Regions from separate parts of the Homo sapiens genome. Here region 2 is linked to region 1. A link is a loop called in an ENCODE intact Hi-C map of the cell type or tissue named here. Cell type or tissue: dorsolateral prefrontal cortex. All regions are shown on one strand. Links, peaks and the distances in the headings refer to the core of each region. The heading gives the core; the rest is flanking DNA. Region 1 overlaps DDRGK1 (DDRGK domain containing 1). Region 2 overlaps SIGLEC1 (sialic acid binding Ig like lectin 1).

Evidence for each region. Hi-C counts contacts between places; a loop is a spot of excess contacts. Peaks named below come from ENCODE experiments on the same cell type or tissue, not always from the same donor. Only the 100,000 strongest peaks of a DNase experiment are listed, where the experiment ranks them.
Region 2: a loop joins it to region 1, with 5 times the contacts of the local background. A loop is called at or near these places in 1 of 110 quality-filtered maps.

The regions. Positions count from the first base shown.
Region 1 is chr20:3,184,719-3,197,632 of GRCh38, forward strand. It overlaps DDRGK1 (DDRGK domain containing 1), which reads right to left. Exons shown (of 9, transcript NM_023935.3): 5 at 10,513-10,635; 6 at 10,112-10,150; 7 at 7,047-7,103; 8 at 6,472-6,520; 9 at 5,632-6,101. The coding sequence ends at 5,935. Among named protein-coding and RNA genes, the nearest start is that of DDRGK1, 14 kb to the right of the region's middle. In dorsolateral prefrontal cortex, for the core only: no CTCF peak of the experiment used is centred there; a DNase peak (open chromatin) is centred at 9,563; H3K27ac peaks cover 6,582 bases.
Region 2 is chr20:3,688,440-3,705,414 of GRCh38, forward strand. SIGLEC1 (sialic acid binding Ig like lectin 1) reads right to left here. Exons shown (of 22, transcript NM_023068.4): 5 at 15,386-15,652; 6 at 14,758-15,012; 7 at 12,903-13,202; 8 at 10,763-11,020; 9 at 9,359-9,694; 10 at 8,646-8,903; 11 at 8,147-8,449; 12 at 6,224-6,484; 13 at 5,782-6,093; 14 at 5,008-5,259; 15 at 4,423-4,692; 16 at 4,082-4,333; 17 at 3,464-3,763; 18 at 2,901-3,161; 4 more. The coding sequence ends at 121. Among named protein-coding and RNA genes, the nearest start is that of ADAM33, 15 kb to the left of the region's middle. RefSeq lists enhancers at 9,419-9,918, 13,203-13,497. In dorsolateral prefrontal cortex, for the core only: no CTCF peak of the experiment used is centred there; no DNase peak of the experiment used is centred there.

The DNA.
Region 1 (12,914 bases), core at 4,915-12,914:
TGCACTGGCCGGGCGCGGTGGCTCAAGCCTGTAATCCCAGCACTTAGGGAGGCCAAGGCGGGTGGATCATGAGGTCAGGAGATCAAGACCATCCTGGCTAACACGGTGAAACCCCGTCTCTACTAAAAATACAAAAATATTAGCCGGGCGTGGTGGCGGACGCCTGTGGTCCCAGCTACTCGGGAGGCTGAGGCAGGAGAATGGCGTGAACCCAGGAGGCGGAGCTTTCAGTGAGCTGAGATTGCACCACTGCACTCCAGCCTGGGCGACAGAGCGAGACTCTGTCTCAAAGAAAAAAAAAAATACCACTGCACTAACCCCTACTTGTGGCTGGGGCCATGTTTTGCTCACTGTACTTCCCTAGGGTGTTCAAAATCATGCCTTGTACTCAGTAAGCTCCCCATAAATTACGTTATTTTTTAACAACATATTTCAGATGTGTTTAAATACTTTTCTGTTACAAAGATTCAATACAGGCTGGGTGCAGTGGTACACGGCTATAATCCCAGTGCTTTGCGAGGCCAAGGTAGGAGGATCACTTGAGCCCAGGAGTTCGAGACTACCATGAGCAACATAGTGAGATCCCGTCTCTACCAAAAAGAGAAAAAATATATATATATATTAGCTGGGCATGGTGGAGTGCTCCTGTAGTCCTAGCTACTAGAAAGGCTGAGGTGGGAGGATCACTTGAGCCCAGAAGTTTGAGGCAGCAGTGAGCCATGATCACACCACTGTACTCCAGCCTGGGCAAGAGTGAGACTCTGTCTCAAAAAACAAAAATCCAACATGCATCCAGTATCAGTATCACTGTGGTAGCCTGGGGGAATCACTGAACTGCCACCATATTACCGGTGGCTTCACATAACCCAGCTACTTTAGCTCCACATAACCCAGCTATTTTAGCTCCTTTTCTTGAGGTTTAGCATGAGCCAAGGATACACAAGGCCATCTAGGACTCTTTATGTTTTGTTATAGAAAAGTTTAAACATGTAGGAAAATAGATGGCTGGGTGCAGTGGCTCATGCCTGTAATCCCAACACTTTGGGAGGCCAAGATAGGTGGATTGCTTGAGCTCATGAGTTCGAGACCAGCCTAGGCAACATGGCAAAACCCCATCTCTACAAAAAGTTAAAAAATTAGCCGGGCATGGTGGTGCACACCTGTAAGTCCCAGCTACTCAGGAGGCTGAGGTGAGAGGATGGCTTGAGCCTGGGAGGCAGAGGTGCAGTGACCTGACATCGTGCCACTGTACTCCAGCCTGGGCAACAGAGCTAGATCTTATCCTAAAAACAAAAACAAGGCCAGGCGCGGTGGCTCATGCCTGTAATCCCAGCACTTTGGGAGGCCGAGGCGGGTGGATCATGAGGTCAGGAGATTGAGACCATCCTGGCTAACACAGTGACACCGCGTCTCTACTAAAAATATAAAAAATTAGCCGAGCGTGGTGGTGGGCGCCTGTAGTCCCAGCTACGCAGAAGACTGAGGCAGGAGAATGGCATGAACTTGGGAGACGGAGCTTGCAGTGAGCCGAGATCACGCCACTGCACTCCAGCCTGGGCAACAGAGCAAGACTCTGTCTCAAAAAAACAAACAAAAAAACCAGAAAGAAGAAAGAAAATGAGCACAACCTCCATGTACCCATTCCCAGTTTTTCAGTAATTTTCAGCTCATGGTTAATCTTGTAAATAACTATTTTTTGAAAAATTGTGTAATATAACTCCAATCTAGAACTTGTCAATAATAAGCCTTGAAGATCCACAAGAAAGAGAAGTTACTGGACTCTATAGGGCGCAAGTAGTATCACAATAGACCTGTGTAGGGCTGGGCTGTGAAGATAAGGCACCCAGGACAAGCACTGCTTGAGAGTTACAAAAATCAAAATGTATCTGATTGGTTGGAGCCAAGAGTCAAGGGTTCCAAAATCTAACTATGAAAAAGGGACCACCAGGCTGGGCACGGTGGCTCGTGCCTGTAGTCCCAGCACTTTGGGAGGCCAACATGGTGAAACCCCGTCTCTACTAAAAATACAAAAATTAGCCGGGCATGGTGGCATGTGCCTGTAGTCCCAGCTACTTGGAAGGCTGAGGCAGAATCGCTTGAACCCTGGAGGCGGAGGTTGCAGTGAGCTGAGATCGCGCCACTGCACTCCAGCTTGAGTGACAGAGTGAGACTGTCTCAAAAAAATAACAATACTAATAAAAAAAGAAAAGAAAAAGGGACTACCCAACAAGTAAAAGACTCAGGTAGAATTCCAATGAAGTTGGCTGGGCGTGGTGGCTCATGGCTGTAATCCCAGCACTTTAGGAGGCCAAGGCGGGTGGATCATGAGGTCAGGAGTTCAAGACCAGCCTGGCCAACATAGTGAAACCCCATCTCTACTAAAAATACAAAAAATTAGCAGGGCGTGGTGGTGGGCACATGTAATCCCAGCTACTTGGGAGGCTGAGGCAGGAGAATCGCTTGAACCCGGGAGGTGGAGGTTGCAGTGAGCCGAGATCACGCCATTGCATTCCAGCCTGGGCGACAGTGCGAGGCTGTCTCAAAAAAATAAAAATAAAATAAATAAAAATTGGCCGGGCGCGGTGGCTCACACCTGTAATCCCAGCACTTTGGGAGGCAGAGGCGGGCAGATCACGAGGTCAGGAGATCGAGACCATCCTGGCTAACACAGTGAAACCCCGTCTCTACTAAAAATACAAAAAATTAGCCAGGTGTGGTGGCGGGCGCCTGTAGTCCCAGCTACTTGGGAGGCTGAGGCAGGAGAATGGCGTGAACCTGGGAGGCGGAGCTTGCAGTGAGCCAAGATTGTGCCACTGCACTCCAGCCTGGGTGACAGAGCAAGACTCCATCTCAAAAAAAATAAATAAAAAATAAATAAATAAATAAGTAAAAATGAAAAAGAATTACAATGAAGTCTTGAGTCCTTGGTTCTGAATCATCATCCATCAGTCATAGCTATGTCCTCAGCTATCACGGTAACCCTGGCGCTCCAGAGTAAGTGAAAACTACCCTCAGACAAAAATAAAAATTAAAGGCCAGGTGTAGGGGTTCACGCTTATAATCCCAGCACTTTGGGAGGCCAAGGTGGGCGGATCACCTGAGGTCAGGAGTTTGAGACCAACCTGGCAACCATGGCAAAATCCTGTCTCTACTAAAAATACAAAAAATTAGCCAGGCATGGTGGAGGGCGCCAGTAATTCCAGCTATTCAGGAGGCTGAGGCAGGAGAATCACTTGAACTCGGGAAGTGGAGGTTTCAGTGAGCTGAGATTGCGCCACTGCACCCCTGCCTGGGCGACAGAGCGAGATTCCCTCTCTAAATAAGTGAATCAATAAAATTTAATTAGAGCTAGCAAGGCTGGGCACAGTGGCTCATGCCTGTAATGCAGCACTTTGGGAGGCTGAGGCGGGGGGATCACTTGAAGTCAGGAGTTTGAGACCAGCCTGCCCAACATGGCGAAACCCCGTCTCTAGTAAAAATACAAAAATTAGCCAGGTGTGGTGGCGCATGCCTCTAATCCCAGCTATTTGGGAGGATGAGGCAGGAGAATCACTGAACGTGGGAGGTGGAGGTTGCAGTGAGCCAAGATTGCGCCAGTGCACTTCTGCCTAGGTGACAGTGAGACTCCAACTCAAGAAAAAAAAAAAAGTAGAGCTTGTGAAGTGTTTATGATCAGTTTTAGTGTCACATGTACAGATCAGTAATGTAATCATTATAATACTATGTCTGGTCTACGGCTGGGCGCGGTGGCTCACGCTTGTAATCCCAGCACTTTGGGAGGCTGAGGCAGGCAGATTGCCTGAGGTCAGGAGTTCGAGATCAGCCTGGCCAACAAAGTGAAACCCCGTCTCTACTAAAAATACAAAAATTAGCTGGGAGTGGTGGCACGCTCCTGTAATCTCAGCTACTCGGGAGGCTGAGGCAGGAGAATCGCTTGAACCTGGGTGGTGGAGGTTGTAGTAAGCCGAGATCACTACAGCCTGGGCAACAGAGCGAGACTGCCTCAAAAAAAAAAAAAAGCATTAAATTTCATTTTATTTTCATTTTTCCCTTTATTTTTTCATTTTTTAGTTGTGAAAGTAGTTCGTATATATTTAGAAAAATGTTTACTTTTAATAAACTATTCATTTAATAAATGTATTAACTGAGCACTAAATAATGCTCAAAGGATCATAGATTTTTTTCCTCCACACTAAGCCCATGGGACATGAAGAATATCTGGGTGCTTCCAGGATATAAGGAAGGAATGTGCCTTTTCCCACTCCTGGCCTTTGGGTACTGTCCTGAGCATGGGATGCTGGGGCAGGGGCTGCCTTGGCCATCTTGCCATCTGCATGGCAGTGGCAGAGGATAGCTGAGGGAAAGGACTAGAGAGCCCTGGAGCTGCCGCCTTGCTCTGTGAGAAGCCCCTTCCAATGGAGATTTGAATTACTTGCAACTTGTTGGCCTGCCTCTCCACCCCACCCCCATCTGTTCCCTAGCTCTCAACTTTGGCTGCACACTGGAATCTCCTACTCATGCTCCCTGACTATGCCCTCACAGATTCTGATTTGACTGGTCCTGGGTGCAACGGGGCTGGCATGAGACGACTAAAAACTCCCCAGGTGAATCCAATGAGCAACCAGGCTAAGGACCAGTGATCTAACTGTAAGTCATTCTCTTCTTTTCCCTTTGTAATTTTATGTTTCCACCTCATACTGTGGTTGGCTACATCTGTTTCTTCCCTCTCCTACTAGAATGTAGGCTCCAGATGGCCTTCCAAACAATACATGTGGCCCTTCACGCTCCAGGTGATGACAAGTACCCGTTGCTGATGGAAGTAGCAGAGTCATACCTTTCTTGGAATTTAGGTTCTACAGTCAATGCTTATGGCACCCAATGAGTCAAAAACACCCTTGGCAACTCCTAAGGAAGGCTCTGCCCTGGAACCTGATGTACTGTTTCCCCATCACCATCCAGGGAGAGTTTCCTCCTGGGCCGGAACAGAAAGCTGCCTCCTCCATCAGGCACCAGAGGAAGTAGGGGGCTTCTGTTTAGGGACCACTTTGCATAAATACACATTTAAACATGTGCCTCACCCTCAGCACAGCAGGATGCTCACGCCATGAACAGCCAACAGGAACCAGAGTGACCGACCCTCCAGGAGGTACACACCTCCCTCCCATCCCACCCACTTCTGAGCATATGGTTCTCACATCCACCAGTGGGTGGAATCACCCACACCATTTAAACTTTTTGTCAAGGATGTAGAGCTGAATTCATGTGATTTCCCACATGAGCAATGTCCCTCCCTCCACTGCACAATTATAGCCAGCTCAAGCAGGTCCTCTCCTTCCTTCTACCTGCCCTGCAAATGGCTCTCTCCTTCACTGACCCCCCGCCCTCCTTCTTAAAGGCTGATGCTCCCTAGGACTCTATCCTTGATGCTTCTCATTAATTCTTCTCCCCGCTGGCTCTCAGCCCTACTTAGGGCTCCTGATCAGTTAAAAAAGACCCATGAGACCTCCCCTCCCCAGTTAACAGAGATGTGGCCCAAGAGGCTCCCCACTTCTAATTTGAGTGGGGGCAAAAGAAGAGAAAGATCTTATCTAGGTCTTGGGGGCAGGGCTTGCAGGGCACAAAGAAACAGAGTAAATGTGCAACAGGCTATTTTCTTGAATGAATGGATTCATAATAAGAACAGGACTTCACCAGCTTCCAAGGGACCCTCCCCACCTCTCGGATATATTCTGAAGCCTAAATTTCACCTGCTTATCTAGGATCCTAGGCCAGGCCTTCTGCCACACCAAGCCACACCAAGCTCAGCAGTACTCACAGGCCTTTAATCTATAACTGCCTGGCCACACCATCACTTCCCCAGGATGGTGGGGAGGGATGAAGATGTATAGCCAGGTAGGCCACACCAACTCTGAGTCCAAGAGGGAAGGACTGGGGTCAGGCTGGGGCTTGGGCAGGGGACTCCCGGCCCCAGGCGATGAGGGAGTTGCTGGCTTGGGCAAGCTCGGCGATGGACACCCGGCCCCGCTGTCGGATGAAGTTGGCCACGGCGGCCAGTTCCTCTGGGGTTATGTAGATGAACTTGCCCCGGTCGTCAATCACACCTGTGGGGACATGCAGGTTGTGGGGCTGAGGCCTCCTGGGCGTTCCCCATCTGGCCTGAGAATGCCCACCTACTCCTTCACAGCTGGCTCAGGGCCCTTCCGGCCTCCTGCCTGCCTGGACTTTCCTGGCTGCATCCAGTCCTGCTAGGAGAGTCGAATCAGGCTGCCCTGCCTGTCCTCTCCCACTGCTGCCACCTCCAGGCCCTGGCATGTCCTCCTTGTAACTGCATCCAGCTACTCAGTGCCCCTCCTTGCACACCCCTCCCCCCATCTTGGGTGGTCATCCTGCCTCTGCAGCACATCCCTGCAGCCCCTGTGGCTAGACACTCTCCAAGGCCAGGACTGCAGTGATTGGCTCTCATCATCTCACCTGTTATAGTCCCCTCAGCCAGCAGGTCCTGGATGCGATTTATGGTGTCCTATGAGGAGAACAACTCTCAGAATAGAGATAGGCACCAATGTCCCCAGAAAAAGCACTGAAACCTCCCTCCCACTACAGCCAAATCTCTTTATTTCCCTCTCATGCCACGCCCAAATGTGACTCTGTGCTTTGCCTTTGGAAGGGCCCTGGGTAGAAGGGGCTCTGGTCCTGGGCCCTGCAAGACCCCCAAAAGAGTATCTCTTCCTGTTAGAAGCGGGGCAGTGATGTTTGCAACACAGGCTGGTGCAGTCTGTGCATGAGAGTTGTCAAGGTAACTGATTTGGGCTGCTTTGGTCACAGGGGCTGGCAGAGTGATGGGGTTTGGGTTTTTTTTTTCTTTCCTGCCTGTTCGTCCATTAAAAATGCAGGATTCCCAGGGTGCCAGGAGACTTCTGTGCACTACTCACTCTTGGTTGGGGACAAGGTAGACGGTGCATCAAGACTCTATCTTTAGGGCAGGTCCTCTCTGCTAGCCACAGACCCCTGGCCACACTGCACACAGCAGGCCACGTTCCAGGGCTTACCTGAGTGCGTAGGCCCACCTGGGAAGCCAGGTCTTCCAAGAGCACAACCTTGGACTGCTACAAAAAGAAGGAGGAAAAGAAAGAGAGGCTGAGCTTGGGCAAATCCCTCTAAGCATGGGCACCCTCCAGGTTTGCATTCTGATCTGATCTGTTCTCGGTGGCTGGAAAAACACTGTACACACTCCTGTAGGACAGCCTTGCTCCCCTGACACACACACACACACACACACACACACTCACTATCACCCATTGACAGAGACCCGCACAATCATAAACCCTCTCATTCCCCTTCTTGCGAGGAAGGAATCTACCCAAAACAACCACCTGCCTCATGGGCCCTGTCCTGGACTCCGAGACACACGAGTGGTAATCAGAGCACAGCAGCCACCATCCTCTGCATCCAGCCATCTCTTTTTAACATCATGGACAAGTTCAAGGGGACGCACCATAGGGAGGAAGGAGGCGGTGAGAGTCACCAAAAGCTATTTTAAATAACTGTCACCAGGACTTATGCTTGCTGAGGACCTACTAGAACAAGGCCCTGAGAAGGTAGGAGGGACACATGCTGAACAAGCCATAGTCCCCGCCCTGGAGCTCGCAGTCCGGCTGGTGAGACAGGTGAGTACATGGACAAGAGGGAGAGCAGATAAAAGCCCGAGCAAGCCAAGGTCTCTCAGTAGAGGCTGTGGGGGCCCACTCCTGCCTTGCCTTCGCTGGCCGCCCCACTGGCCTGGTCCCCCACAACCTGACACACCCACACTTTTTATCCATCCTCTTTATACCATCTGAGGCACTGAGCCCACCCTTGAAATCACTGTCACTAATACCGCTGAGTGCTTTCCAGCACAGCCACGTTCTGTGCTCCAAGTGCTTCTTCATACCCTCAGTAGAAACCTGAGTTCCCAAGGGCGCAGCGAAGGGTCCACCGCTGTGTCCACACAGGCACCTGCCCCCACTACCCCAACACACAGCACAGGACTTGAGAAAAGGCAGTTCTTTTGCATTTCTGTGAATCCTCCACCGCAAATGAGCTGGGGGAGGACTGACATGGTGACACCTCCCTGACTGCAGATAGCATGTGACTTGTTTGAAATGCCAAAGCCGTATGTACAAGCAAGAAGGCAAGCGAGAGGCAGCTGGGTCAGGATGGGCAAGGACAAAGTGACGTGGTCAGCTGGTCTCTACCTACAAAACAGGGATCAGGCAGCGGGCTCTCAGTGACAGTGTGGTGCGAGAACATGAAGTCACCCCAGGTGCTCCCTGATGACCTGGCCTGAGGTGCTGCTGGGGCCAAAACACGTTTGATAAAACAAGCTAGGTGTGGTGGCACCCACCTGCAATCTCAGCTACTCAGGAGGCAGAGGCAGGAAGATCGCCTGAGCCCAGCCATGGTCAGACAGGAGAATGGAACAAGATCGAGTGAACCCTACACCTCTCATAAACGATGCTGGGTGCAGGCATGTTCCTCCAGTTCTGAAATCTTAAGGCAAAAAAGGTCTATCCCCTTGGAGCAAGGAGGAAAGCAGACAGACTGAATTTCAGAAGTCCTCCTTTTCCTTGCAAGACAGCAGCTCTAGAAGAATTAGCCAGCACAGGCTGGAAAAACTTTTTTTCTTTTTTTTTTGAGACAGAGTCTCACTCTGTCGCCCAGGCTGGAGTGCAGTGGCACCATCTTGCCTCACTGCAACCTCCACCTCCTGGGTTCAAGTGATTCTCCTGCCTCAGCCTCCTGAGTAGCTGGGACTACAGGTGTGCACCACCATGCCTGGCTAATTTTTGTATTTTTAGCAGAGATGGGGTTTCAGCATGTTGCCCAGGCTAGTCTCAAACTCCTGACCTCAAGTGATCTGCCCGCCTCGGCCTCTCAAAGTGCTGGGATTGCAGGCGTGAGCCACCATGCCCGGACAAGCTGGAAAAACTTCTAAGCTCCAAAAGAGTTTGGAGAACTCCCAGAGAATAGTTACCTCCAGGGAGCCACCAAAAGTGAGGGCTAGAACTGGGGACCTTTCTTCTGGTTTCTGCAGAGTAAAGGGGGATGTTGAAGCTGACCCCCTCCTCTAATTCCACCTGGGAAGGCTTCCTGGGGAGGGGCTTCAGGACCATCTTACTGCCTACTGGGTAGGTGGGGACAAGTTCCAAACAGCAGCAGGCAAGTGTGAGAAATAACCTGCCCGGCCACAGCCCCTAATCAAGTGTGCCAGGGTAGAGAGAGGGCTCCATGAGAGGGGAGTGCACACAGCCTGAACAGACAGGACCCTCTCAAAGCTGCCAGCATTTCCCCCACTTAAGAACCCCAGACTCAAGGCTGTGAGCCCAGCCCCTCGCTGCTGGCAGGCGTCTAAACCCTGCTCTCTTTCAGGAGAGGTGGCGGGAGGATTATGCAAGCCCTGGGTCCTTGGCAGCCCCTGGTAGCACCCCCACCACCGCCCCCGCTCCCTCTGCACTCCTTCCCTCAGCCGCCTCTGCACCTCTGAGTTGCACTTGAAAACCTCTCCCCTCATGGCATCCTTCGTGGGAGAGAAGTTGCTTAGCAGCAAAGCAAAGTAGGATGTGCTTATGCAACCTGGAGCAGCATCGAGGCGGCCTGCGCAGTGGCTGCGGACAGAAGGGGACACACTGCCGCCCCACCCTAAACTCCAAAGGAAACACCATCCTGTTCCCCCTGAAAGACCCAAGTTCCCAGTCAGGAGCACATGGCAGAGGATGCTTGTTTCAACTCAGTGGAGCCTCAGTGTGACAGAACTGACAGAAAACACATGTGAAGAGACTTGAAAACACACTGACTCACTGAGCGTGGGGTCTGAAGAGCAGGGAAACTGTCAAACTGAGTGTGAGGAAGTGATCAAAGGCTTGCGCCTCCCACACAGACCCAGGTCCTTCTCCACCTTCGGGGTTGGAGGGAGAGAAACTCTCCTGGCCAGGACCCTGCGGCTCTGCCCCTCTGGGCCCCCCTGTCCACTCCTGCATGAGCCTGAATGCCCTGCCTGCAGCCCCCGCTGGAGGCATCCAACCTGCACATGCCAGGCAGGGAGCTGACACTCAGGCTCTGTTCAGTGGCTTCTTACCTTGATGTAGTTGATGAACTCTGTCAGGAAGCTCTGGGACTAGAGAAGCAGAGAAATCAGGGTGAGCACCCCCTAGCAAGCCCACAGGGTTCTGTACCCATTCACCCAAGTACCACCTGCTCACTTGAGGGCCACCTGCCTGCAGCCTGCCTTTGGCCCGCCCAACCACCTGCACATACCGCTTGCCTACACAAGCAGCAGAGCCTTCCAGGGTGAGAGTTTCGGAGGCACCAGCCTCTGCTGAGGACAAGGCCTCTGGCCACTAAAGCCTGCTGGTACTGATGCCCACCCACCTCTCACTGCCTGGCCAGGGGCGTCTGGGATGGGGTGGCTAGCCTTGCGTCTGGCACAGGCTGCACTGATGGGTGCAGAGAGGGGCTTCCCAGGGGCAGCAGGCCCACCTGTTCCTCAGTCATGGTCTCTCCTACGCCTTCCTCCTCCACCACAAAGGCCTCCTTCAGTTTCAGGTACTCCTCATGCTCCCGCTGGGCCTGCTCCTCGCGGGCCTTCCTCTCCTCCTCCTCCTGTGGACATAGGAGGCAAAAGTCAGGTATCGGGGGCAGAACAGGGCAGGCACCTGTTCTGGTTGCTGCTACCCCTGCAGGACACCAGAGCATATAGCCCAGCCTTTTCTCAGAGACAGAGCTCCTTCAGGACCCCCATTTCTCCATTCCCCCAAGCTGAACCATGGGCCGAGGCCCCTCTTGTCATCGGTTTCATCATCACCTGGACAAATGCTGCTCAGCCCCTTCTCCCGCCCTCCGTGCTCAGGGGATCTTAGCAAAAATCTGTTGAAAACCCTGCCATGACCCCACTCTACAATACCCTCCAATCACCTGCCCCATCCTCTCCTTGTGTAACTCACCAAGCATACCCCGTCATGTCCACACCTCATAAGCAAATGTGAACCCTGCATTTCCTCACCACCCACTCACCCAGTCAGCCCACTCCAGTCTGGCTTCTGTGTTCCCAGTTCTATGAAACAACTCCTGCCACAGTCTCACCCATGCCCTCCACTCACCAAACTCAAGGTACAACCTTCAGGTCTCATATGTCTGTCCTCTCAGTGATCCTTCTTTCCTCCCTTGGCTTCCAGATCCCACCCTCTCCTGGATTTCCTCCTGCTCCTTGGGCCATTCTTCCCGCCTCCTTCATCATTCAGCCCTGCCTCTTCTCTCTCCTCCACATTCTCTGGGCCACCTCGCCCATGCCCAAAGCATCAACCCCTTCCTTGCCAGTGACTACCACACTTGTAGCCCCACCCGAATCTCTTCTCCCAAACACACAACGGTCCATGTGACACAGCTACTGGGCCATCTCACAGGCAGCAGACAGACCCTGGGACCTACTCTTCTACGTTTAGACCTCCTCCTAGGTCCCTGGCTCTGTGAATTAACACAGCCAACTGGTCAGAAATGAGGTCCTATTGACCCCTTCTTTCTCTAACTTCCAGAAAACTCCCTGGTCTGTCTATGTTGCTCCATCACCACTACTGCCTGGTAAAACAGCCTCCCTCAACCCAACACATTTTCCAGAGCACTCAGAAAAATTTTTAAATGGAAAGCTAGCCGGGCGTGGTGGCTCACGCCTGTAATCCCAGCACTTTGGGAGGCCAAGGCGGGCGGATCACGAGGTCAGGAGATCGAGACCATCCTGGCTAACACGGTGAAACCCTGTCTCCACTAAAAATACAAAAAAAAAATTAGCCGGGCGTGGTGGTGGGCGCCTGTAGTCCCAGCTACTCGGGAGGCTGAGGCAGGAGAATGGCGTGAACCTGGGAGGCAGAGCTTGCAGTGAGCCGAGACTGTGCCACTGCACTCCAGCCTGGGGGACAGAGCGAGACTCCATCTCAAAAACAAAAACAAGAATCAGAAAGCTAAAGCTGAGGCAAGTAATATACAAGATGAGTCTGGGGCATCTTGCAGTGCCAGAAACTAAGTGCTCAAAAAACAAAACGAGTGTGTGTTAAAGGTACACAGGAGCCAACTGAAAGGGCTCCCAATGGTCAAAGCTGGAACAATCTCAACAACGTAATAAATAACGTTACTGGATTATAACACAAAGTACAAAATAAATACTCATGAGTCTATACAAATATAAAAAAAATGGCTGGTCGGGCACGGTGGCTCACGCTGGTAATCCCACCACTTTGGGAGGCTGAGGCAGGCGGATCACCTGAGGTCAGGAGTTCAAGACCATCCTGGCCAACATGGTGAAACCTCGTCTCTACTAAAAATACAAAAATTAGCTGGGTGTGGTGGCGGGTGCCTGTAATCCCAGCTACTCGAGAGGCTGAGGCAGCAGAATCGCTTGAACCTGGGAAGCGGAGGTTGCAGTGAGCCCAGATTGCGCCACTGGACTCCAGCCTGGATGACAGAGTGAGACTCCATCTCAGAAAAAAAAAAAAAAAAAAAAAAGACTGCATGAATATTTAATGAATAGGGAAGGAGAGACATATCTCCTGTAAGAGATTTCCATATAATTTATGTAAGAACTCTAACTCCCCAACCCTTAAGTGTGGGCTGTGCACAGTGACTTCTTTCCAAAGAAATACGGGAAGAGGGGAAAAAAACAGTCACATTACAGTGGAGAAAGCTGGCAAACAAAACCGCAGCCAGGCGACCAAGGTTAACAACATTAGGGACAAGTGAAGCGGATAACTTGCATATTTGGTATGTTGCATTGAAGATGGAACTTCACTTATTGTCTTCTTCAGTCAGATCCATAACCCCAGTCTAACCATGAGAAAAACATCAACCAAACTCAAATTAAGGGACCTTCTACAAACTACTTGCCCAGGACT
Region 2 (16,975 bases), core at 4,746-12,745, 500 kb after region 1:
GTCACAGAGCTGTTTTCGTAGAGGCGGGCAGGACTCAACACTGCCTCATTCACATTCATAGGCTGGAGTCATCACAGATTCTGGCCACTTTCTCCTCCGGAGGGCAGGCAACACCACTGGTCAGCCCAGGGGTGGGGCACAGGTTGAGGTCTCACATGTGGCTGCATCAGGATCAATGAGCTTCCCACAGAGAAAACCCTGGTCACAGGAGGCCTCTGGGAGCCAGGGCAGGCCCCCAGGCCCCCAGCCTCAGGTGGGGTCCCAAGAGGATTGGTGGGAGTGTGCATGGCTGGAAGTGTGACTTGGAGCCCTGGCCTACCAGGTGAATCAGCTGCAGAAGGGACACACCACAGGGGAGGAGAAACTGACTTTCACTTCTGCCCAGGTGACGGGCAGGCTTGGGAGTGGGGAAGAGGCCTCAGAACAAAGGTGGGGGAGTCAGAACATACGTGTCTTGGAAATGGAGGGGATGCTGCCAAGTCCAGAAAGTCTCCCCTAGTCCTCTAAGCCAGCCGCCAGCTGACACAGGGATTCCCTCTGCCCCGAGCAGAACAGGGCTCTCCTATCTCCTGAGGGGCTCCTGGTTCCCTGCACACTCTCCCCAACCTCCCCTTGGTCCCAGGCACCATCCTCTAAATGACAGCAGTCTCCAGATGCCAGTTGGCACTGTGGGTTAGCTGGGTATTATATCTGCCCGTGTGTGTTGAATGGATACCTGCGTGGTCTCTTTCTGAAAAGCCATCTCCACCGAATTCTCGCCCATGCTCTGCTTACAAACACGCCTCCTTCTGCAAGGCCCGGAGTGGACTCAGAGAGCCTCTCCCCTCCCCACCTCCTGCCCCCATTCCTCTCCCGCTCCCCACAGGCTGGCTCCAGACCACAAGAGCGTGGGAACCTCATGGAGAGTGGGTGCTTCCTCTGTCTTCCTCCCTAGCCCTTGCTTTAGCACAGCCAGGGCAGAGAGGAGGAAAGAAGGAAACTACAGCAAGGAGGATTTAGGGACAATTCTAGAAGGGATTTCCAATTTGGAGGGGCAGTCTGGGAAGTAGGCAGCCTGTGAACTTAATAGGAGGTCCTAAAGGACCTGGGGGAATTTGGGGAGAAGACGAGGTGGGCTGCCTTACCCCAATCTTCTGGCCCACTCCCAGCTCCAGACCCACCTCCAGGTGTAGCAGGCCCCCAGGCCCAACAGCAGGAGCAGGAGGCCCACCAGCAGTCCCAGGACCCAGAGCAGCTGCTGGAACTGATGCAGGCGGTGCAGGGCTGGAACACAGAGCGGGACTCAGAGCAGCCACAGCTGCAGGCCCCCAGTGCTTCCTTCCAAGGGGACCCACCCAAGATGACACCTTCTAACTTTTGCTTTATCGCTGAAGCTCTCCACACAAGGGTGCCCCGAGCAATCAGTTTAGAGTCGACAGGCAAATCATGCTGCAGCAGGAGGGATACAGGGAAGGAAGCCTTTGGGCCTAAGAGCTGGGCTTTTGTGCAGAGTGGCCTGGGAGATGGAGCCCCCTCCCCTCACCTCTGACCCCAAAGTAGGTGGAGGTAGAGGCAGAGCCCAGGACATTTGAGGCAGAACAGATGTATTCCCCTTGGTCGCTGGGCCTCAGCGCCTCGATGTCCACCCTCAGGGCATTGGGGGAAGCCAGGACATGGATGTGTGGCTCTGCAGGAGCACCCTGGGGCTGACTGGAGGCCACCAGTCGACTGCCAAGGTGGAGAGTCAGGCTGGCGAGCGGCTCGCTGTCCACTCGGCAATCCAGGATGCCCCGGAGGCCACCCTCAGGCTCCACGAAGACCATCATGGTGGGCGTCTTGGGAGGGTCTGTGGGGAGGAAGGGAGTGTGGTGATTGCAGACAATGACCACAAATTTCTCCCTCCCTGTACCCATGCACAGTGACTTTGCTGCTCCTCCCATTAAGAGGCAGAACCTATTTCCTCACTCCTTGAATCTGTGACTCAGTTTGACCAATTGAAGAAAGAAGTGATGTTGTGCAACTTCAGAGCCAGACCTCAAGAGGCCTTGTAGCTTCTGCTCTACTTGTTGGAACACAACAATGTGGGAAGCCCAGGCCAGCCTGCTGGGCACATGTGGCCCAACTGGCAGCCAGGAGCGTGCAGTCATCTGAGACCACTGGGCAACTGCAGCCACATGAGGTGTGAACAACAGAAGAACTCCCCAGCTGAGCCCAGCCCACAGAATTGAGCAGATAACATGACTTTTGTTTGAAGCAGTAAGTTTTGTTGTGGTCAATAGCAATAGCTGACTGATACAGTGTAGGCCTTGGTGAAGGCTGGAGTGGGAGACCAAGACTGATGAGGGCTTATCGTGTGCCAGACACACTCAGCACGCTTTATTTCTTTTGGTTTTTTCTCTTCTTTTCTTTTCTTTTTTTTTTTTTTTTCTTGAGACAGAGTCTCAGTCTGTCACCCAGGCTGGAGTGCGTTGTGGTGATCTTGGCTCACTGCAACCTCCACCTCCCAGGCTCAAGTGAGTCTCCTGCCTCAGCCTCCTGAATAGCTGGGATTACAGGTGTGTGCCTTCATGCCGTGCTAATTCTTGTATTTTTAGTAGAGACGGAGTTTCGCCATATTGACCAGGCTAGTCTTGAACTCCTGACCTCAAGTGATCCGCCCACCTCAGCCTCTCAAAGTGCTGGGATTACAGGCATAAGCCCCTGCACCAGCCATTTATTTCTTATACAACTTGCAGGATGAGGCGAATGATGTATTCCCCATTTTACAAGGTCACCCAACCAGACAGCGGGAGAGCCAGGATTCCAACCCAGGACTCAATATCCGTGAAGCCTTCACTCTTGGCAGACAGAAGAGGAGGAAGAACTGAGGTGGGCGTGTGAGATGTGGGGAGACTAAGGCGGAGGAGGGGGTTCACACTCACAGAGCACACGGAGCATGACTGGAGCAGAGGCAGCAGCCCCAGTGGGGAGCTCAGCCAGGCAGTGGTACATCCCAGCTTGAGCACGAGCCACGTGGGTGAAGGCGAGAGTGGGCACAGGCTCCGCGTGCAGCCGCCGGTCATTCCAGAACCATGCAAAGGTGGAGTTGCCCACAGGCCCAGGGCCACCCAGGAGGCGGCAGCTGAGGTTCAGGGCAGCGCCCTCAGGCACGTCCAGGCCAGGCTCTGCCACCACGCGTGCACCTGCGGGCGGAGGATAGAGAGATGATTGGGGATCTGTAGGCCTTGGGGGCTGGAGCCTCTGGGTGGGACCTCTGAGGGGCCTCTGCACATTGTGGGAAGGTCTCAGTCTGACTTGGTATAGGGCTTTCCAAGGTGGAACCATGCCCCCTCCAGTGGGAGCTGTGCCCCCTCCACCAGATTAGGCTTCTCAAGGCAGAGCTTTCTCAGACCAGACAGCCCGCTCTAGTGGGAGCTCCAGCCCCTCTCGTGGACTTGGACCTGAGAGCATCAGAGCCCCTCCTCCTCCCCTCTCTTCCACTCACCTTCTACCTGCAACCGCCCGATGGTGCTGATTGAGCCCAGCAAGTTTTGGGCTGTGCAAACATAGGTGTCATCACCTGCAGGCACATCTTGCACCTGCAGCCGTAGGGCGTTTCGGGCCACCTGGACATGGCCTGTCCCTGATGCCAAGCTGTGGACCCCGCTGCTCGTGGCCAGCACCTTGCCATCATGAGATAGGGCCAGCTCAGCAGGTGGCTCACTGTCCACAGTGCACTGTATCACAGCCATGGATCTGGCCCTGGAGTCCCGGAAGGAGGACAGGACAGCGTCCTGAGGGGCATCTGTGGGCAGGCAGGGCACAGATGGGGACCTTGCTTAGGCACCCTGTACTGCTCATTGCCTAGCTGCCTGGGGTTGGTCAGGCTGAGGCCTCTGGACCAATGGCCACTTCCTAGAAGTGACACCTTCCCAGGAGTCCTGTGGGCAGAGTGCTCCAGGCAGGGCTTATAGGACTGTCTCTTTCTCTAGCACCTATGTCCTCTTTCCCCAACTGCCCATTCCTGGGCCCACTGCAGTCCTTTGCCCACTCCCACCAGAGCCCAGAAGCACCCTCCACCACCCTCCTCCTGGGCAGCCCTGGCCAAGGACCCTCTGCTCACAGAGGACTTGCAGGGCAGCAGGACGGGAGCTGCGGGTGCCCTGGGCATCCTGGGCCTGGCAAGAGTAGGCGCCTGCATGAGCCCGCGTGGCCACCAGGAATGAGAGTGAGGCAGCTGGACCCTCCTGCAGCCAACGACCGTTGTGGTACCAAGTATAGAGTGTGGGTGCGTGGGCAGCAGGGTCCGCACAGGTCACTGTGATGGGGGCACCTTCAGGCACGGCAGCCTCCGGAGCCAGGATCACCCGCACACCTGTGCCAAGGAGGCCAGGATCAGCCGGGCCCAGCCGGACACCACAGTGGGCTTCCATCCCAGTGGGCTTGGCCTAGGCCCTGCCTTACCCTCCAGCCGCAGCTCCAGGGACGTGTTGGCCTGGCCCAGAGGGCTGCGGGCAGAGCAGCTGTAGAAACCCTCATCCCTGGGCTGTGGCCCTCGCAGCTCCAGGCGCAGGGTGTTGGGGACAGAGGCTGCTGTCGAGGAGGCCAAGAGGCGACCGGCGTGGCTGAGGGCCAGCTGGGCGGGCGGGCGGCTGTCCACAGTGCACAGTACCAGGGCCAGCTGCCCGCCATGGCTCTCCAGGAGGTAGGTCAGGCGCAGGTTGCGGGGCGCGTCTGCAGGGCATGAGAGGCTTACACGGAGTCACAGGCAGCAGCCTGCAGGAGGCCAGTTTGCAGGTGGCATTCAAACTCAGGAGGGCCCTGGCTCCCCACCCCTATGGCTCCCAACCACCCAGTCTGAGGCACTGCTCCTCTGCCCAGACAGGACTCACCCCAGCGCCCCCTACTCTTAATGCTCCTTGCCCAGTGCTCCACTAGCTACTGGGTACCGAGTTCCCCACTGGACACCTGTCGGGTTCCGGCCATGCCGTGATCCCTGTGGGCTTCTGTCATTCCTGTGAGTCCCACCCTGCATCCAGCCAGACTCACAGAGGACGTCCAAGGTGATAGGTCTGGAGAGGCGGGGTGCCCGACCAGGGGGGCCCACACCGCAGCGGTAGGAGGTGGCATCCCTGACTGTGACGTTGGGCAGGGGGATGGAGTGGGCATCCAGGCGCTGCTGCCCATCCTGGTACCATGTGTAGGTGAGCTGGGCCGGGTGAGTGGTCCACACAAGGCAGGTCAGGTTCACCAGCTGCCCCTCCCGCACGGTAGCCCCGGGCCACACCTGCACATTCACAGCTGGGGAGAGGGAGGGCACAGGACACCAGTGAGGGTCTTGAGGCTGTGTACAGCAGGCCACCTGTCTCCATGTGGGTGAGCTACTCCTACTGCTGGGGAGCCCCTTGGCCTTTGGGAGCCTTGGGTGGCCCACCTATAAATGTGGCTTAGAAGTCAAGCTTGGGAATAGCCCACTGGCTCCTGAGTGGTCCCAAGTAGAGTTCCACAGAGTCCTGGAAAGCCCTGAGCCCCTCCCTGACCCTGGCTGGGGGCAAATGGGGAGACCACAGACCTCCCCTCCCCTGCTGCACTTTCTCCTGAAATTCCCTGTTTAGTTTTATCCACTGGGCATACTTGTAAAATTTGGTGTTTATAAAAGGTTCTCCTAAGAAACTCAAGTCTGGAGTCCACCATCGTTAGGAAGGGTGGGAATGGGGACTATTCCCGTGCCCCCAGGCTTCTAGAACCCTGTCCCACCTCCTCTCCTCTTTTAAAGGACACACACACACACACACACACACACACACACACACACACACTGACCTTGAGCGTCGAAGTCAGCTGAGGCCGAGGCCTGGCCCAGGGTGTTGGAGGCCTCACAGATATAGACACCCTCATCCTCCAGCATAGCCCCGTGGATCTCCAGACGCAGTGTGTTGGGGGCCACAGCCACATGCAGCCTGGGAGAGCTGCCTTCGGGTCCCCCCACACCTTGTAGGGTGGAGGCCACAAGGCGATCCCCGTGGAGCAGCCGCAGCTGGGCCGGAGGGTCACTGTCCACACGGCACAGGAGGAGGCCCAGTCGTCCAGGGCCTGTGTCCATCAGGGTAGTGAGTGTGACGTGGCGTGGGGCATCTACACAGGGTGGGGAGTGGTCAGGACCCAGCCAGGGGGGTCCCTCATCCAGGGCTCTGTCATGTGACACAGCCCAGGACTGGGGGACTGCATTCCTTCCCCCACACCTGGATGGGACAAAAGTCCTTACAGGACACGTGGAGGCTGATGGGTGCAGCTAGGCTCGTGGTGGCTGAGCCTGGGGCCTGGGCTTGGCAATGATAGGCCCCAGCTTGTGTCAAAGTTATGGCTGCAAAGCGGAGCGTGGCCGAGGTCGACTCCTGGAGGGGCTGGCCATCCCGATACCAACGATATGAGGTCCCCTCTGGGACTCCTGTGTGTACCTGGCAGCTCAGGACCACAGCCTGGCCCTCTTGGAGCTCAGGTGATGGTGACACCTGGACCCAGGCTCCTGCAGGGGAAAACCAAGAGCAGGTGAGGGCTCTCCACCACACCTCTCACAGTCTGGGACCATGTGCGTGTCCACCTAGGACTACACAACCCAACCCCATGTGCTGGAGCCGCAGCCCCTTCCAGACCACCGCCAGGGCCCACTCAGCCCTATGCCTTGGCCCCTCCTGCTCCCCACTCTCCTGCACAGGCTCCATCCTGGCATTTACCTCCCACCACCTGGTGGGATGGTTTTACTGTGTCAGTCATATCTCGCCTACCAAAGCGTAAGCCTTATGGGCACTGGACTTGTGTGACCTGTAACCCCAGTTCCAGGCACTGTGCCTGCATGTGTTAGCTCCTGACAAATGTTGGTTCAACCCATAAAGTACTGAAAAGGGAGGGATTTAGATCATCCCGGGGCCATTGTCCTAACTAGGATCTGGACTCAGCATGGGTGACCGAGGGCTTGGAAGGGAATGTTAGCAGCTATGTTATCTTGAGCGCTCTCGCCAGGCCAGCCCTGCATCCAGACTCCAGGCCACAAGAGCACAGGACCTGGGGACCAGGCAAAGGGCAGCTCCTCAGTGGCCCCTGGGTGTGAAGCAGGAGAACCCCAGGTTGCAGGGAGTGAGATGGAGGGACAGCTGGAATGCTAAGCAAGAACACAGACCATGCCTGAGACCACAGCTAGCAGGGTCATGCAACTGGGGAAAAGCTCCTAAAACTCAAACCTTCAATTTCTTCCTGCGAAATAGGTATGCTAAGTAAGAAAAGATACACAGAACCAAGGCTCAAAGTAAATGTCCCAAAATTGGTGCTGTCGGTCACCGTGGTGGAAGAAACACTCATGTTCCTTTGACCTTCGCATTATGGGCATTATCTTTCCTTTTTCCTGGTTTATTTGTTTAGGGAGAATTTTTTTTTTTTTAAGACAGAGTCTCACTCTGTCATCCAGGCTAGAGTGAAGTACAATTTTGGCTCACTGCAACCTCCATCTCCCAGGTTCAAACGATTCGCCTGCCTTAGCCTCCCGAGTAACTGGGATTACAAATGCCCACCACCACACCTAGCTAATTTTTGTATTTTTAGTAGAGTGTTGGCCAGGCTGGTCTTGAACTCCTGACCTCAAGTGATCCGCCCGCCTCAGCCTCCCAAAGTGCTGGGATTACAGGCATGAGCCATGGTGCCCGGCCTGAGGGAGGATTTTTATAGAGACTATATATATACACACACACAAACACACACACACACACACACACACACGTATGTGTATATAAATAAAGAATATGAATATATTATGCATAAGAATACACATAATGTATATTTGTATGTGTATATACTCATACATAAACATATATGCATAATATAAATATACATATGTATGAGAATGTTTACTATGTAACAAAATTATATGATCACAAAACAAGTTATTTCAGAAAGTGCTCCCACCAAGCAAGCCACTCTGTGAATTGCCATTGCCTCCTAGTGGCTGCTGCAGTTATTACAGGTGAAAATATCTAGCTGGAGGCAAAGGGAGGCCTTCTGCTGGCTGGAAACTGCCCTTACCAGGACTGAAAAAGACATATTTCTGCACAAAATTCACAGCACCCAGCCCAAAGTCTGACCAGAGTAGTCCCCAGGGCATCAGAGTCTACCATATCTTCAGAAGACTGACACTCACCTCGGACCTGGAAGAAGAGTGAGGTGTTGGATGATCCAAGAACATTTGTGGCCTCACAGCGGTAGCTGCCAGAGTCCCCAAGGCCCAGTTCTCGGACCTCTAACTTCAGGGAGTTGGCCTCAGCTTTAGCCTGGAACCGACCATGGGATGGGACCTGGGGACCCAGGCTGGTGGCCAGGAGGTGCTCCCCATGGAACAAGGCCAGCAAGGCCAGGGGGCGGCTGTCCACAGTGCAGATGAACAGAGCCATGTGGCCCTGGCCCATGTCTAGGAGGGCTGACAGCTTTGGACGGTCCGGGGGATCTGCAGGAACAGAGGGAGCTGAGGCCACCCAGCCTAGCTCACCACATTACAACTGCCACACTATGTCCCCCACCTCCTGCCACACACACAGCCTAAGCCATGCTCTTTCCTCCCCAAACCCCAGCCCGGCCCCTGCTTCTCCCCAGACCACCCCTCCACCCTCCAAGTCCCCAGGCTGCCCATGCCAGTCACCCACAGAGTACACTCAGGAGCACGGGAGTGGAGAGCTGGGCACCAGCCTCAGTCAGGATGCGGCAGGCGTAAAGGGCAGCATCAGTTCTGGCCACGGGCAGCAGTGTCACGGTCTCCAGGGGACCCTGGGCCCACAGCACCCCATTTCGGAACCAGGAGAAGTTAGCAGGGCTGCCAGCAGCTTCCCGGCTCACGTTGCAAGTCAAGTTGGCTTCTGTGCCCTCCTGAAGTGTGTGTGATGGTGCAATGGCCAGGACAGTGGCTGGAGAGCAGGCGGCACAGCTTACTGACCACCCCCGGCCCCCAGGAGCCAGGGGTCCAGCCGCCCAGCCTGGAAGGAGCAGGAAGGAGGCCCCCTGGGGTGCCCACAGGGTTGGGGAGAAAAGCAAGCTAGCTCACAGGGCAGCCTAGGAGAAGTGGGCCCTGGGGACTGTGGGGGCCCTGGGCAGAGAGGGTTGCAGTACAGGGAAGGAGGACAAGGCAGCCCAACTGTCCCAGCTGGGGAGTCCTTCCTCAGAGACCAGCTGTGTTGCCTATCCCCGGCCTGAACAGAGATCATGGGAAGGAGCAGCTCCGCTCTTCCTGAATGTGGAGGAGGGCAGCGAAGGGCCCCCACTGCTGCACAGAGTGGTTTTGCCTGATTAGATCCTCCTCGGAGCAGAACAGTCCAGAGCTCCAGCCCCTGCCCCCAGGCCACCCATTCCCTGCCTGACTCACCCTGGCCATTGAAGGTGGCTGAGGTGGAGGCGTTGCCCAGGGCATTGCTGGCCTCACAGAGGTACAAGCCCTCCTCTTCCAGCAAAGGGTTGTGAATCTCCACACGCAGCAAGTTGGGGGCTTTGGTGACCTTCATGCGTGGGGAACAGCCCCCACAGGTGCTGCAGCCACCCCCTGATGGCAGGGAAGTGGCCACAACACGGTCCTTGTGGAGCAGCTGCAGCCTGGCGGGGGGGTCGCTGTCCACACGGCACAAAAGGAGGCCTCGCCGTCCAGCCCCGGCCCCAGCGGCATCAAGGTCCAGCCTGGTGGTGAATGTTGGTTGTCGAGGGGGGTCTGCAGGGAGGAAGAACATGGGCACTCATCCCACGGATGCTCCAGGGCCCCACAAGCCTGGCTAGGCTCCCAGAATACACTGGACAAAGGCAGATCCCGAAGGCTGCCCCAAGCAGCTGTGCAGACTGTGCACTGCACAAGGGCAGCCAGACCAGGGTGGGTGGAACTCAAGCTAGGCTCATGCTCCTCAAGCTAAGCTGTGCCCTGATGCCTACTGAGTCTTCCCAGAAGAAGGAGCACCATTTTCTAGCTCAGACAAAGGTGCTGTATGGGCTGGCTGCCACCTTGCATAAGTCCCATCTGCTGCTGAGCAGGGTGCCCACCTAGCAATCCCTGGGGGTCATGCTGTCTGCTCCCACCCTGCACCCAATGCCTTACCACGGAGCCTCCCCTCAAGATCTGCCCTGCAGCTTATCTGTGATCTCCAAGCCAGCTCCTGTGATACTAGCGAATGCATAGAATGGCCTCTTCCTGAAGGCTTCTGGAGACAGTTGGCCAAAAGAGAGCAATCAGCCAAGGCCCCCATGTGATCTCACTCAGACACCAGAAAACTTTGCAGAGGCAGCTGCCCTCTGACAGTTCCGGGACGTGGCTCCGGCACACATGTGTCAGGGGAAGCCTCTGGAATCAGGCCCTTGGTCTTACACGGAGCCTCCCCGCTTGGCGGATGCAGAGGGGCTGTCTGTCCCTGTGCTGAGGGGCTTTGCCTTGGTGTCTATGGGAGCCCAGCACAGCCTGTGGGGCATGTGCACAAATAGAGGAGTGTGGTGTCCCAGGGCTCACCCATGAGGACAAAGCATGGATGTGGTGCCCATGCTGAGCTTGAGGCTGGGACAGAGGAGCCCACAGGGCTGGCATTGGAGGGTAAAGACATGGGGAGGTAGAGAAGGCCCCAGCCTCATTTCCTAAACTTCAGCCCCACATGGAAAGACCCACTGTGGCCAGGTCTGTGACCCAGCCCTCCCGATATAGACCGTGGGGCAGGGCAGGACAGGGCTGGGGGGCCTAGAGGAGGTGGGGTGGCTGGTGGGTCCCGGCAGGAGGCTGCAACAGGTGGTGGCTGCTCACAGAGCACAGTGAGAACAGCTGGCGAAGAGGGGCCACTGGCACTGTGGCCGTCCCGGGCCCGGCAGTGGTATGAGCCGGCGTCAGTGCTGGAGGCCGCGGGGAGCAGGAGGCTGCTGCCGGGACCCTCGTGAAGCAGGGCTCCATTCAGGTACCAGGAGAAGCGGGCATCAGGTGTGGGGCTTAGGCCGCTTCTGCAGCTCAGTGTCACTGCCTGTCCTTCCACCACCTCGGCTGCCGGGCTGATGAGGAGACGGGCGGCTGCGGGGAGAGGAAGAGGCTGGGAAGGGTCCCTCCTCTCAACCCCACATGCTGCCCTATATAGAAAGCCTTCCAGGGTTCTCCTTTCCCCACACTACTGTAGGTAGCTCTGGGCTTTGTGGTGCATCAGGAGGGTTTGCCCTTTAATGCCAAATCAGATCTATTGGTAGTAGATGGCTGCAGCATGGTTGAAGATTCAGAGCCAGAGCCCAGGCTTATGTCCAACACCTGGCTTGGCTGGGCATGGTAGCTCATGCCTGTAATCTTAGCACTTTGGGAGACTGAGGCAGAAGGATCGTTTGAGGCCAGGAGTTCCAGACCAGCCTAGGCAACATAGTGAGACTCCATCTCAAACAATTTTTTTTTTTTGAGACTGAGTCTCACTCTGTCTCCCAGGCTGGAGTGCAGTGGTGTGATCCTGGCTCACTGCAACCTCTGCCTCCCAGGTTCAAGCGATTCTCCTGCCTCAGCCTCCCAAGTAGCTGGGATTACAGGTGTGCCACCACACCCAGCTAATGTTATACATGTAGTAGAGATAGGGTTTCACCATGTTAGCCAGGCAGATCTCGAACTCCCGACCTCTGGTGATCCACCCGCCTCAGCCTCCCAAAGTGCTGGGATTACAGGTGTGAGCCACTGTGGCCAGCTTTTTTTTTTTTTTTTTTTTTTTTTTTTTGAGACGGAGTCTTGCTCCGTCAGCCAGGCTGGAGTGCAGTGGCGCAATCTCAGCTCGCTACAACCTCTGCCTCCCAGGTTCAAGCAATTATCCTGCCTCAGCCTCCCTAGTAGCTGGGACCACAGGTGTGCGCCACCACACCCGGCTAATTTTTGTATTTTTAGTGGAGACGGGGTTTCACCACGTTGGCCAGGCTGATCTCAAGCTCCTGACCTCAGGTGATCTGCCTGCCTCGGCCTCCCAAAGTGCTGGAATTACAGGCATGAGCCACCATGCCTGGCCACAATTTTTTTTTTTTAATTAGCTGGGTGTGGTGACATGGGCCGTAGTCTCAGCTATTTGGGAGGCTGAGATGGGAGGATGGCTTGAGCCCAGGAGTTTGAGGCTGCAGTGAGCCATGAACATACCATTGCACTCCGGCCTGGGCAACAGAGCAACACCCTATCTCAAAAAACAAAAAGAAAAACCTGGCTTGATCAATTAGCTACCATGCCCTCAGGAGGAGGGAAGGACAGTGCACATACCGAAAGTTGGAAGACCGTACTTTTCTTTTTTCTTTTTCTTTTTTTTTTTTTTTTTTTTGAGACAGAGTCTCACTCTTGTCACCCAGGCTGGAGTGCAGTGGCGCTATCTTGGCCCACTACAACTTCCACCTCCTGGGTTCAAGCGATTCTCCTGCCTTAGCCTCCCAGGTAGCTGGGACTACAGGAACTCACCACCATGCCCAGCTAATTTTTGTATTTTTAGTAGAGATGGGATTTCACCATGTTGGCCAGGATGGTCTCGATCTCTTGACCTCGTGATCCACCCACCTCGGCCTCCCAAAGTGCTGGGATTACAGGAGTGAGCCACCACGCCCAGCCAGAAGACCCTACTTTTCTATTTGGCTTCCCACATCTGACTGCTAGCATAGAGCCTGCTCCCAGAGTTTCATAATTAAAAAACAATGAATGCTTCTGAGGGACTCTCCAAGTTTAGGGTCAGGGTAGGTGCAAAAGGAATGATGTGACCTGTTGTGTTTCCCTTTTTCCCTTGACTTCCAGGAAGCTCTGCCGTTGGGTCACTGCACAGCCCCTGTCTTTTATGTGGCGTAGCCAGTTAGCTCAGTCCTGCGGTTGAGTCCACTAGACTTCTAGAAGGAACAGACTGGAGCAGGCTCCTCCTCAGGCTCCCTCCACTCTCCCTGGCTGCCAGTGCCCATCTTACCATTGGCATGGAAGTCCAGGGTGGAGGTTGCATTTCCAAGGGAGTTGGTGGCTGAGCACTTGTACTCCCCACTGTCAGTTTCCTCCAGGTCTCGGATCTCCAGGCGCAGGGAGTTGGGACCAGAGGTACCACTGAAGCGTGGGCTGTGATCACTGTCCCCGGAGGTGGAGGCCAGGATATGACCCCCATGTGACAGCACCAGTGTGGCCAGGGGCTCACTGACCACAGAGCAGTGAAGGATGCCCACAAGTCCCGCCTGGGTCTCCAGGAAGGCTGTCAGGACTGGAGTGAGAGGCGGGTCTGTGTGGAGACGAGAGGTGGGCCTGTCACCCTCAGACAAGGGCATTCCCTGGATACCCTGATACAACCCGTGACCTCTGCACCGCTTTGTCCCACACTGCCCTGTGAGAAGGGGGTGATCCCAAAGTGCCTGAGTGCCTGCTGAATACACTTTTGTCCTTGGCTGGGCTGGGTACGTCACTCTGTTGTCCCAGTCAGTGTTCAAGGCCACCCTGCAAGTGGGGATAAAAGCCCCACTTCAAAGATGAGAAAACTAATAGAGAGACCTGGTGAGGGACAGCACCTCAGCCAGGTGACCAAAGTGAGCATCATCAGCAATGGGACAAGCTGACACAGAGTGCCTCCTGACAGGGCAGAGCAGCATGTCCGCGGCCTTCCCACCCAGAGGGCATGGTCTCAGGCCATTCAAGTCAGGCAAATGTGGAGTGAGGGACCTCCTCAGAACAGCAGGCCTGCACTCTGCAAGTTTCAATGTCAAGAATGACAAGGAAAGACTGAGGAACAGTCTCAGACTAACGGAGAATGAAGAGACGCAACGACCCAATGCAATATGTGAACTGTGATTGTATTCTGGACCAGAAAAAAAATGGCTACAAAAGACAGTATTAGGTCCACTGGTAAAATGTGAATATAGATTATAGCTTAGATAACAGTCTTCTATCAGCCAGGTGTAGTGGCTCATACCTGTAATCCCAGTACTTTGGGAGGCCGAGGTAGGTGGATCACGTGAGGTCAGGAGTTCAAGACCATCCTGGCCAACATGGTGAAACCCTGTCTCTACAAAAACACAAAAATTAGCCAGGCAGGATGGTGGGTGCCTGTAATCCCAGCTACTCAGGAGGCTGAGGCAGGAGGAGAATCGCTTGAGCCCCAGAGGCGGACATTGCAGTGAGCCAAGATAGCACCATTGCACTCCAGCCTGGGCAACACAGTGAGACTCCATCTCAAAAAAAAAAAAAAGTCTTCTATCAATGCTAATTTTCCTGATCATGATCATTGCATTGTGGATATGTAAGAGAATGATCTTAGGAATTTAGCGGTAAAGAAGCCTCATGTCTGCAACTTCAGGAATATAAATATGTAGGTAGATACATAAATAACATATGCATATGTATATAGAGTGTCCATATATGTATAAGTGCACATGTCCACATAGAGTGGATGTGCATACACACAAGTGCACCTGTATATATGCAAGTCTATATCCATACATTTATATGTATGTATGTGCGTGTGTGTGTCTGTGTAGACAGCGAGAAAGATTAAGCAAATGTGCCAAAATGTTAATAAATGGGAAATCTAGGTTAAAGGTATATAATCATTATTTGTCTTTCTCTGCAACTTTTCATAAGTTTAAACTTCCAAATATAAAATAGGAGGGAACTAGGGAGGTCAAAGCATTGCCCAGGTGTGCAGAGCTGGGACATGAGCTCAAGGCCACCTCCAGGTAAGTGGCCTTGAAGTTCCCATGCCCAGGACCCCAACCCTTCCTTGGGGCTCCACCATCTGGTCCTGCTCTGACTGTGTCCAGTGCCACCCCACCCTGGCCTCTTACGGTTGACTACCACGCTGACAGGGCCCGAGCGCTCGCTGCCATGGACGTTCTGCACCTCACAGAAGTAGAAGCCAGTATCAGCCCTAGTGGCCAAGTGCAGCCGGAGGGTATGGGAGTGGGCATCCTCCAGCAGGACATGGTTCTTGTACCAGCTGTAGCGGAGATCACTGGGTGCCTCATTGGGTGTGTTGCAGACTAGTGTCACTGTCTGGTTCTCCAGGATGGGACCTGCTGGGCTCACCTGGACCTCAGCCACTGCAAGGGCAGCATAGGGAGTGCTGGGGGGTCCCAGCCAACTTCCAGCCCCAGCCCCATACAGTCCCCGGGTCTCAGCCAATCAGCCTCAATCTCTGCACATCCTACACCACCCGCCTGCTGCTACAGGGGAGCCTCCTGGAGTGCTCTGCATCTCTTTGTCCTGCTCACCAGGATCCCCCTGACACCCCACCCTTCGTGGGGGTATTGTCACCTGTCTCATGGTAAGGCAGGGCTGGGACTCCACACCTGCATCCAGGAAGCACTGGGTTATGCCAGTTGCTGGCCCTGCCCTGCCCTGTCTCCCCTCCGTCCCTGAGGCCTGAGCTCCTCCCTATTCTCTGGCCAATACGCAACCTTCCCAAGAACTCACTGAAGATGTGGAGGCTGATGGGGGGTGAGACCAAAGAGCCCACGCCGTTCTCAGCTTGGCAGGTGTAGACGCCAGCATCGCTCCAGGCTGCCTGGGGCAGGTGCAGCACACCAGTCTTGGTTTGGAGGCGTACCCCATCCTTGAGCCACTTAATGGAACTGACTGCAGGGTAGCTGCTGTTCACCTGGCAGGTGAGTGTGACCAGCTCACCTGGAAGGATGTTCCTCCCCGAGGGGCTGAGGAGGATCTTCACACCCTTGGGGGCATCTGCAAGTCACAGTAGGGGGTATTGGGTAAGGTGCTTGGGGAGGGCAGAGGATGGCACACTTCTTCTTGCCCCCCTTTAAAAGCTCAGTCCTAAGGAAGTATGCCCAGATAAAACAGCAGTCCCCTTCAATCCTCACCCAGGGCATGCTCTGTCTGCCCATGTCCGTCCCTTTCCCGCCCCCTGCGCCTGATGCATTCCTATGCCCATTGAGAGCTGATCATGTGACGCTTGGCCAGCGTCCAGCCTACCCCACCAGCTGTAGTTTTCTGCTTCCCAATGCTGTCCATTGCTCCTGCTCTATTTGGGATGAGCTCCACACACAGGGTCATGGGTACCCCACTGCTAGCTTTAGTGGCCTGTGGAAGCTATTGGTAAGGGACCAACTACCTAGTGGGAGGGGGCCAAAGGCAGCATCAAACTAGCTCTGAAAATAGTTACCCAGTTTGTAAGCAAGAGGCCAACAACACAAAGAACTGCATTTCCTTAAATCTTGTTCCAAAGCCTCTCTCTGTGTATTCAAGTGTTTTATTCTTATTTTTTTAGAAAGAGGATCTGGCTCAGTCAGCCAAGCTGGAGTGCAGAGGCACAATCATAGCTCACTGCAGCCTGAAACTCCTGGGCTCAAGTGATCCTCCTGCCTCAGCCTCCCGAGGAACTGGGACTACAGGTGCAAGCCACCACATCCAGCTAATTTTTGTTTTTTAATTTTTTTGTAGAGACAGGGTCTCACTATGTTGCCCAGGCTGGTCTCGAACTCCTTGCCTCAAGCAATTCTCCTGCCTTGGCCTCCCAAAGCACTGGGGTTACAGGTGTGAGCCACTGTATCCGGCCTCAAGTGTTTAATATGTGCCAGGCACTCTTCTAAATCCTTGACCTGGGTCATCTCCTTTATTTGTTTTTGTTGTTGTTGTTGTTTTTTGTTTGAGACACAGTCTCACTCTGTCACCCAGGCTGGAGTGCAGTGGCACAATCACAACTCAATACAACTCCACCCCCGGGGTTCAAGCAATCCTAGTGCCTCAGCCTCCTTAGTAACTGGGATTACAGGCATATGCCACCACACCCGGCTAATTTTTGTATTTTTAGTAGAGACGAGGTTTCACCATGTTGGCCAAGCTGGTCTTGAATCCCTGGCCTCAAGTGATCCACCCGCCTCAGCCTCCCAAAGTGATGGGATTACAGGCATAAGCCACCGCGCCCGGCCCATCTCCTTTAATTTTTATCATAAATCTGTGAGACAGGAACCATCTATTGTTATCTTCGTCATAGACTGAGAAAACAGAGCCAGGCAGGAAAGGGATAAATCCCACCTCCCCAGCATC